2 separate regions of the Homo sapiens genome follow, and region 2 is linked to region 1. A link is an interaction called in ENCODE POLR2A ChIA-PET data of the cell type or tissue named here. Cell type or tissue: PC-9. All regions are shown on one strand.

Region 1 (5,000 bases):
TATCACCACCCCTTTCATCACTAAAGTCTTTAAGTGTTGGGAAGCTGTCCAACTCACAGTGGAAAATATAAGTCTTTGGAAATTCTAATGTTTGCTTGAAAGCTTAAACTTTCCCATCAGCGATAGTCTGGATAAAGAAAACATGTTACATATACACCATGGAGTACTATGCAGCCATAAAAAAGCACAGGATTATGTCTTTGCAGGGACATGGATGGAGCTGGAGGTCATTATCTTTAGAAAACTAACACAGGAACAGAAAACCAAATACTACGTGTTCTCACTCATAAGTGGGAGCTAAATGATGGGAACACATGGACACATAGAGGGGAATACCACACACTGGGGCCTGTAGGAGGATGGAGGGTGGCAGGAGGGAGAGGATCAGGAAAAATACCTAGTAGGTCCTTTGCTTAATATCTGGGTGACAAAATAATCTGTACAACAAACCCCTATGATACAAGTTTACCTATGTAACAAACCTACACAGGTACCCCTGAACTTAAAAGTTAAAAAGAAAATAAAAGAAAGCTGAAACTTCATCATTAGTAACAAATACTGTCAGTTTCCTTGAAATGACAGGTTCATTTCATTCATTTTTTGAGAAAATGTCTGAAAATTCCCAAATCTGAACAACCATAGTTTGTCAGTCATTATTTCGAGTAAAAATGATGTTCCCTGGTGGGGGACAGGGCGACTGGGGGACAGTGAATTCAGCTTGCAACACAAACAGCTGCACGAGTGTCTCCTCGGATGGTCAGTGGACTTTGGAATGCAGCAGGGCTTAAGCATACTTCTCATCTCTTCATGCAGAATCTTAAAAAGGCAGGTACGCCAGGGTTGAAATTTAATACAATTTATCATCTTTACTACTTCATTAAGGACATTCTTTAAGAAACTGGCATTTCGGCTCCTCTGAGAGTGTAGTAGTGAAGGACAGAATACCCACCAGGACAGTTCAAGGAGCCACCTCCTTGATCTAAGACACTAGCAGTTTTTACCCACTTTTACTTTTTGCAACATCAGTACAAATGTCAACACTGTGGGAAAAAAAGCAAATTTTGTCTTAGTGTTATTATAAAAATAGCTTTGGCCTTGTGGACCCCTGAAATGGTCTCAGGGATCTTCATGAATTCACAGACCTGCTGACGTGGCATATAATACCTTTTTTGCTGAAAAAAAAAGAAAAAAGTAAAGAAAGAAAGAAAGAAAACCAAAATGTTAAGTGTCTACCTTTAGCAGTAGAAAGCGATAAAGTGATGCTTTTTATTTCATGTACTTTTCTATCTTTTGAATCCTTTACAATGAGTATGTATTTCTTAAGTAATTAAAAACACTAAAGAAAAAGATTAAATTTAAATTATAAACAACAATTACAGCATACTTCGAGAATGTAAAATGCCCCTTAGTAGTACCCTCATACTGAAAATATGAAGAGATTAGATACATAAAACAGGAAGCTTAAATTATTAAAAAACAAGACAAAACAAAAACCTCACCCGAAGAAATACCTTATTTCCCACAGGACTGGAGGAAGGAAGTGTTGCTGTGCGTAAGCAGAGGCAGCCACCAGATTCAGGTGGCTGAAATTAACGACTTTGCTGATACCTTTAGATGCAGTTCAGACATAAATCTGAAACACACTCTCTCTAAACAGCAACAGGATTAGACATGAAGAGTGACTTGACACTTCAGAAACCTCACAGCTTCTTTCTCAGAGGAAAGAGAAAATCAGGCACAGGACCTGGGGCCTACAAAGCAGGTATTAAGTTTCTCTTTTGTGCCTGAAGCTCTCAGCTCCATGCCCTCTTCCCTCTAGGCTTAGCCCCAGTCACCTCTTGCCCTTGCAGTCTCCAGTGCCCTTCTGATCTCCTCTCCTCTGCCTCCGGCTAAGCCTCTTGGTGTGAAAGACCCTGATATCAGTCATCCACGCCCTAGCATAAATGAGCCCCCATTACCAGGCTTCCTCCCTGGTGCATTTGCTTGTCAGGCTAATCTCTGATGATGCAGTACAAGGCTGGGTCCCACAGGCAAGGCAGTTTAGGTGTTACTGAGCAACTGGTGGGGAAGGCTTTCCCCCAGGCTTCTTGAGTCATTCTCCATGAGTAGCTACCCCTCTTTGCTGTGACATCACACTGCAATGCTGCCCCTCTCTGCCGTGTGACATCAAAGAAGTTATGGTCCCTTCCTGGGCTCTGTAAACCAGGTGGGTCAGACTAGTGACCTCCCAGGTGGACCCTGCTCCAGGATTCTGAGACTGAACCCCTTTAATGCAGAGCGGCGGTATCTCAGGCCTTGGGAAATGGCATCTTTGTTTTCTGTTTCTGAATTAAAAGACAATTCAAAGGAAGCTCCCCACACACTCTCCCTGCAGTTTGCCCCCCTTCCCCTTCTCTTCCTCTTGACCTGTGTCTCCAGGGGGAAGATCAAACAAAGAGGTTGCAGAGGGTGGTGGAATGCTGTGTTTGGTTATAATCCCAGGCTGGATGTGATTACAAAGTTCCTGTGCCTGGGGCAACGCACAGGGGAATGTGGTGGGAGGGACACTGAGCTCTAAGAACACGTGCTCCTCCTCATGCCCCACCCACATATGCATGCAGGCCCCACCACAAGACTGTGAGGTGCTGAAGTTTGTCCCCAAACTCCCACCCCCACCCCGTGTGTGCCCCCAGTCGCCTTAAGAGATCTTTTTATGGGTATTTGCTTTTTCCGTAAGGACTACTGGAAGATGGAAGAGGATTCACAAATGACAGGAATAAATAAATGACTTTCTGCTGTACTTATGTCTCGATGTCCATCTTCCTACCTACTGTGACTTCCTCAAGGGCAGTAGTCATGGCTGGTTCCATTTTGTCCCCACTCCTTGCATCATGCCTAGCACACATTTAGAGCCTCGCAAAACTTTGATGAACAGATGAATGAAGAAATGAATGAATGAAGAAACACACTTTTCCACCAAGGTTCAAAAAAATATTTTAAAGGTATTGGATGATTCCCCACCATACGTGACCATGTCACTCAGCAAGTCGCCTGGTCTGCATTTTCTTCACTGTAATTCACAAAAGCCTGGGCCTGGAGGAGAGCTGGTGGTGGCTCAAGAACATCAGGATAAAGATCCCGTGCTGGTGCTTCTAGGTCACATAAATCTAAAACACACTCTCTCTAAACAGCAACAGGATTACACACTCTCTCGAAACAGCAACAGCACAAGGTCACTTGTGATCTTGACAAAGTCACTAGTCCTCTCTAGAGCTCAGTTTCAACTCAAAAATAGGGCTAAAAATATCTGCTTTGAGTAGTCTGTAGGGAAGCTCTAAGACTCCAGGTATGCAAACATGATTTGTAAACTACAAAGTGTATTGCAGCCACAAGGACCTAACACTACTGTATTATTAGTAGTATTATAACATTATTGTTATTATTTTAGAGACAGGGTCTCACTCTGTCACCCAGGCCAGAGTGTAGTAGTGGTACAATCACAACTCACTGCAGCCTCGATCTCCTGGGCTCAATCCATCCTCCCACCTCAGCCTCCTGAGTACCTAGGACTACAGGCATGCGCCCCTACATCTGGCTAATTTTTTTAAAAAAGTTTTGTAGAAATGGGGTCTCCCAAAAAAAAAAAAAAAAGAAATGGGGTCTCCCTATGTTGCCCAGGCTGGTCTTGAACTGCTGGCTTTAAGCAATCATTCTGCCTCAGCCTCCCAAATTGCTGGGATTACAGGTGTGAGCCACCACGCCTGGCTTATTTTCTTATTAACACTAGATGAGCCATCAGAGGCCCAGAGAGGCTAAGCAATTTGTTAAGCGTCACCCAGGAGACACATGACAGACTTTGACATGCAGCCCAGTGGACACTGCGCCTCCAGGTGTACTTCCCACTCAGTGCCTGACTTCTTCACCCCCTTAAAGACTCACAGCACGTAAGAGGAAGGACCTTTATTTTGATCATCCAGCAGTGCCTTGGAGCAGGCGGGACCATGAACTCAACAAGGCATCCTGGTGCTGTTTGTAGGGAGATGGTTGTCTGTCTGGGATGAGGCCAGGCTCACACTGACTCAGACTGAACTAGACCATCCCTAAGTATCTTTCCAGGCCTGAGCAAGAGAATCTAAGACAGGGCCCCTGTCCTCCAGCAACAGAAACTCTAGTGGTTTCTCCAAGGCCTGAATATTCCCCGTGAGACTCTCTGGTGTAAAAGTCCTCAGTGTTACAGTGCACAATGGAATTTCTTCCCTTAAAGAGTCATAGAATGGAAAGAAAGTTTTTTTAAAAAAGAAAACTTGGCAATAAAGTAGCCTACTTGGCACCTCTATGTAGAGAGTAACAGGATCCCTGGCTCTGTGCCCCGATGGTCCCCTCCCTGCCCCATTAAGGCCAGGAGCCCAGGCTGGGGTTCAGAGTGTCCAGGGCCTGGCAACAAGAGCGTGTCTACCCCCATCAGCCTGTACACAGCGTTATCAACTCCTGCTGCACAGGACGTCCCGGGAAGGCTGGGGGTGGAGACGCTTTTACCACCTAAGGGACCTCACGTGGATCAGTCACCACTGTGGGCTCCTACCCAGGAGTTAAGGAAGGGCATCCTGCGGTCCTTGCTGGGCCAGGGGAGAGGCAGGAGCACCTGTAGGCAGACGCTTCAGGTCAGGATGAGGTCACAAGAGCAAGTGGCTGGGCAGCAGATTTGGCCATGTCCAGACAGTCAGGCCCATCCACAGCCCCTTTGCCATTGCTTCTCTGTGATTTGCCACCGTCTGCAGGATGCCTGATTGGATGTTGTGGGAGGTGGAGCAGCTGCCATTCCCCTTTGTAAAGACAATAGGAGCATGGTTCGGGACCCAGTGGTGGCCTCCTGGAGTCTGTGGCTTGCTGAGGTTGGTGGTTTCCCTCCCACTCTACCCCCTCCTTCCCTCTTATCTATACCATGAGTAGGAGGAGAGTGGGCTTCAAATCCAGCTCTGTTTACCCTCAGAGCCCACACTCTTAACCCCCACAGTACAGAG
Region 2 (5,000 bases), 200 kb before region 1:
ATGTAGAGTTGTGGTAATCATGACTATCACCCTGTAGTTGTCTTCGTGATACTGCCAATTATTTGGTTAAGCATGTTCTGAGAAGCACTAGTTTCTTCAGTGATTAACAGATGTTAAAAGAAAAAAAGACTCGTTAGTCAAATAAAATTAAGAAATTCTGAATCAAAACAATTAAATTAAGCTTCCTTAATACAGAACTTTTCAGAGCTTTTAATAGGCTAATAAGCATTATAAATCTCTAAGAGGAAGACCTACCACCTGTATGCAGTATTTTCCAAATTTATTTGCCTATGAAACACTTTTCTGGTTCTTAGCAGAAAATACTGAGAATGCTTTTAAGTCCATCCCCAGGATCAGTAAGCCAAAGTACTCCTTATTTTTTGAGAACTGAAGATATTGAATATTATTTGTGTTATAGCCACATAAATTTAGAATACTATTTTAGAAACTTATAAAAATATTTCTAAATTAAATGCAGTCTTTTGGAAAAATCAAGGAAAGATACATAATTCATAAATTCTCAGTCTATTCACTCTTATTACTATTTTGCTATTTAAGGCATTTATTCTTTATTAGTACCTATTCTCAATATACACCTAAGGCTCATTGCACTGTTATAGAATGCTAATAGCACCCCTGAGTTACATAGTAGGGAGAACCCTATCTCCGAAATCTGTGAAATATTCCTCATGTGCCAACAACTCCTCTCAACACCTGCGGTATGGGGTCTTAACCTGCTGGCCATGAAATCTGAGTACGGGGATCGTGCACAATATAAAACAATTTTATATGTAAATTATTTTGAGTACATATACATGTTCAGTTTTATAGGGAAACCATTCACAGCTTCTATCAAATTCTCAAAGGGATCAGGGATCCATAAAAAAGTTAAGATTTACTGATCTACAAAGATTTTCTAGAAATATACTTAGCAAACAGATGTCAAAGCTCACAGGACCACTCCTAACCCCAGCAGAACCTTCCATTACAGGCTAATTCTTTAGGCTGCAATAGTTAAAAGGATGTCACAGTTTTTAAATAATTATTCCAATGCAGTGATCAATTTAAAACATGGACCCTGGCTGCCTGAACCCTTTCCTATAGGAAAAGAGTAATTTAAATGACAAGACAGTGTCTATTCAACTAATCTAAATCACCCTAATGAACTGAAGAGAAAAAAGAAAAAAAGGAATAGCAGAAAGTTTCTGTGAAGTGGTTCATGGGGCAGAGAGGAGGGAGTGGAGCAGGGAGGCACAACATAAATGAAAACAGACTAGGTGTCTAATAAAGAAAACTTGGATCCTAATTCTCAACTAATTATTTTTATGCTTTAGATAAACATTTCTAATTAGGATAGCAGATAGGCATACACTCCTAACTTAAATAATACACTATGGTTGCAGACCTAGCAACGTGGGGCAGGGAGAGAGATGAACTGTTTTATTAAAACACAAAGAACCACCTAACAATTACCAAATATAACACAACATGGTTCTTTTTTTTTTTTTTTTTCCAAGTCCTGGAGATACATTTCAATTAAAATAGCAGTCATCAAGATACCCTTGGAATCTCTGAATTATAGCTCATCTATCTAGACAACCTTACTTCAAAATGTGGACCACACCTGTTGCTGCTTTAAAGAATGTATGTATATTAATACAAAATACTTAGTAACTAGATCTTTTATTCTAAAGCTACGGTTTTTAAACTTTATTTTAGTCTTGGGACCCTGTCTTTAAGCAAAAATTAACCCAGAGTCAAACATGCAAAACAGATAAAAGAGATAAAAGAAGCCCCACTTTGGTTCAGACTGTGTATGTGTTTAGGAGAGAAGAGGAGGATGGCAGAAGAGTATGAACCCCTAAGGGTGGCTCCATGCAACAAGTTTGAAAACCACTGATTTAAAGGATAATGTCAAGTATCAGCACAAGCAAAATGTAAACTGTTGAGGCAGGAAGTAAAGAAGACTACAGCAATACATAATTAACTATGGAGACATCTTATTTTTGTCCTTTAATTTCTTCAGTCATTATCACAATCTGGCCGACATAAAATATACCTTTTATACAGAATCATCTTTAGCAGTGCCTTCCAAAACTGAAACTTAGATTATCACTAGTCTACTGCAGTAAGGTCCTGTCATACTGTTTTATGGTATAAAAGTTATTAAGTATAGTCATATCCTCTTTAGAATCTTCAACTCAACTTTCGACTTCAACTCTGCTTTCTCACTGTTTTTACCTTATTATTTCAAAGCTTAGATGAGAGGTTTTCACATGGTTCCATGAAGTGCTGAACAGGCGTTTTAGATTAATCCCTTTTTTAGCCTCCTAGTGTATTTGTAACTTGTACATACAACTTAGTATCTGATTATTGAGACAAGGCTAACTGTTTGATTTATCCTCCTGACAATTATAGGGAAAACAGCTTACTGAGGAAAACAACTGTCTTATATTTTCTCTTCCATCCCTATTCCAACAGTGTGGACATTTAAGTTGGTAAATCGAATAATAAAGCATAATATGATGGTTTATATAAGGGAGATATATATATATATGTATATAAAAGGGAGATATATAAGGGAGAGAAATAATACAAAATATTTCTTAGATATTCTAAGACAAATGAATGGGCTAAGAAAAGAAACTCAATAAGGGGTTGTGAATCCATGTTGGAAAATTTCCCATTAGTCTTTGAACATTTTTAAGAGATGTCTCAAATGGATCCTAAATTAGAGCATATTTAAATTATTTAAAATACAGAACAAAACAAATTAGAATATTTTGATGTTTGTTAGTCCATGACATACTGTAGACTTAAGTACTAATTCCTTATCCACAGTACTTTGCCTCTTATGGAGATAAGGCCCATGCTTTCATAAAACTTGATATGATATTGTAAGATATCATTAGCTGGAGCTTCTCAACCAACTGAGGGCAATCAAATATGGTTAGATATATAGAACATGACTTGCTATATTGAAATCTAAACTGGGGGGTGGGCGGGCAGGGGAAAAATCTAAATTGGATGAAAATTAGAATATCTCATAACAGGAGAATGTTTTCCCTCACCCAAATATCTAAACCTAATATTTTCAATACACTTATTGAAAAATCAGGTAGATTTCCTCTTATTCCTTAAAATTTTTTTTCCATTTCCCCTTCCTGATAAGGAATATTATCTTTTAAACTTTGAATATATCCTACAGTCAGCACTGTACCTTAACTGGACCCGTACTGTGAAAAGGAATATTATCTTTTAAACTTTGAATATATCCTATAGTCAGCACTGTACCTTAACTGGACCTGTACTGTGAAGTCACATTTGGTCCCAGAAATATCCCTAGAAGAGACAGAATAGGAATTACAATTACTTTTAAAGTATTTGCATGAAAGTTCATTCAAAGACCTTGTTACTCCAGAAAAGTTTTTCAAATTATCATAAATATAACTGTTCTTACAGTAACTAACACACTATACTTTCATTACTAATATTTGCATCACACAAATACTAACTCACCAATCACTGTTTTTTAAAATCATTTATTATAGACTACTGGATTCAAAGGTCAAACTTCAAGTTACACTTGACGACAACTTACATGGAACTACTGATTTGCTGCACTTGTTGTGGTGTCAAGGCAAATGCAAAACAGGTTTCTCGAAAGCGCTGACTGTTGTCTGATGCTAAAGAAGACAAGAATTATACTTTCAATTACCTTTAAATTCGCCAGTAAAGACAAAAGCAAAAAAAAAAAACACACATGTCTTTAATTAACTGGTATATATTCTAGAGTTTAGATAACAAGGCAATTAAAGCACTGAAAAATAAGAAATACACTAATTGTAACATAACAAACAGAAATAGAAACAAAAATGGCTAATTCCAGAATAACACATCAGGATTCAAATTCAGACAATACATAATCAAAGAAAGACTAAGGAAAATTTATCTAATCATATAAATGTTTGCATCTAAAGAGCACACTTGTATAAAAACATACGAATTTTATTTAAAATAGAATGATATAAACCCATTTAAAGAGACATGGTTTCTGGAAGAAGTAACAAACATACCCACCTTGAGAGCTAGACAGGTGAGATGACATTTGGTTTATAAAGTAAATTAAGAATTTTATCATCTCCTGTTTAACTCTACCATGCAAGTTTTATACAATAAATATCACATACAGTTTTTCTCCTAATCTTAGATGAGTTCAAAATTTGCTTATTGTCACTAACTCAAAGAAGGAAAAGAGTTGTAAAAAACAGAAGAGAATTAAGAAAGGAAGGAAGGGAGGGGAAGAGAGGTGGGAAGAAAGAGAAACGCATGCAAGCAGGTAGGTAAGCACAGTCAGACTAGACCAGGGGTTCTAAAGTATGCCGTTATGAGCAACAATAGTTCCATTAAAGGCTTTTTGTTTGCTTTTTTAAGAGACAGGGTCTTGCTCTGTTGCCCAGGCTGGAGTACAGTGGCACCATTATAGCACAAACTCAAACCCCTGGGCTCAAAGTGATCCTCCTGCCTCACCCTTCTAAGTAGGTAGGACTATAGGCATGCATCACCACATCCATTGGCTTTTAGTACATGTTAGATACATTTTTTTTTTAAAACAGTGGTTAATATCCCTTTTGCTCACTAATGAGCCCTCAGTGCTTGGCACAAAGAAGCACTGAATACTATTTATTTGTTGAATGAGTAAAGGAATACAAAATTTTAAGAAATAGCAGATTAAACTATTTATACTACTTTTCCAGGGTAATTTTCTAGAAGAAAATGATCACTAAGAGTTATTATTAAGAAACTATCGGCTTCTGGGGCACTTAAGGCCTGTGCTGAATAAGCAGCTGAAGTTGGCTGTTTCAATCTCTTGCTTAAACTGAGTTTGATCATACTTGCAAGAAACACTTCCTTTACAACTTCCAACCAAACTGCAATATGTCACGCAAAAAGTCGATACCAAACGTATCATTAAGAGAAAGAAATAGAAAAGAGCACTT

Evidence for each region. Peaks named below come from ENCODE experiments on the same cell type or tissue, not always from the same donor. Only the 100,000 strongest peaks of a DNase experiment are listed, where the experiment ranks them.
Region 2: POLR2A ChIA-PET joins it to region 1 with 18 read pairs; 3 of 35 experiments call an interaction of 5 or more read pairs at or near these places.

Annotation. Positions count from the first base shown.
Region 1 is chr15:67,943,599-67,948,598 of GRCh38, reverse strand. No RefSeq gene overlaps it. Among named protein-coding and RNA genes, the nearest start is that of RNU6-1, 110 kb to the right of the region's middle. RefSeq lists an enhancer at 1,180-2,379. In PC-9, no CTCF peak of the experiment used is centred here; a DNase peak (open chromatin) is centred at 2,488; H3K27ac peaks cover 1,078 bases.
Region 2 is chr15:68,140,632-68,145,631 of GRCh38, reverse strand. It overlaps PIAS1 (protein inhibitor of activated STAT 1), which reads right to left. Exons shown (of 14, transcript NM_016166.3): 3 at 3,602-3,686; 4 at 3,295-3,342. Among named protein-coding and RNA genes, the nearest start is that of CALML4, 62 kb to the left of the region's middle. In PC-9, no CTCF peak of the experiment used is centred here; no DNase peak of the experiment used is centred here.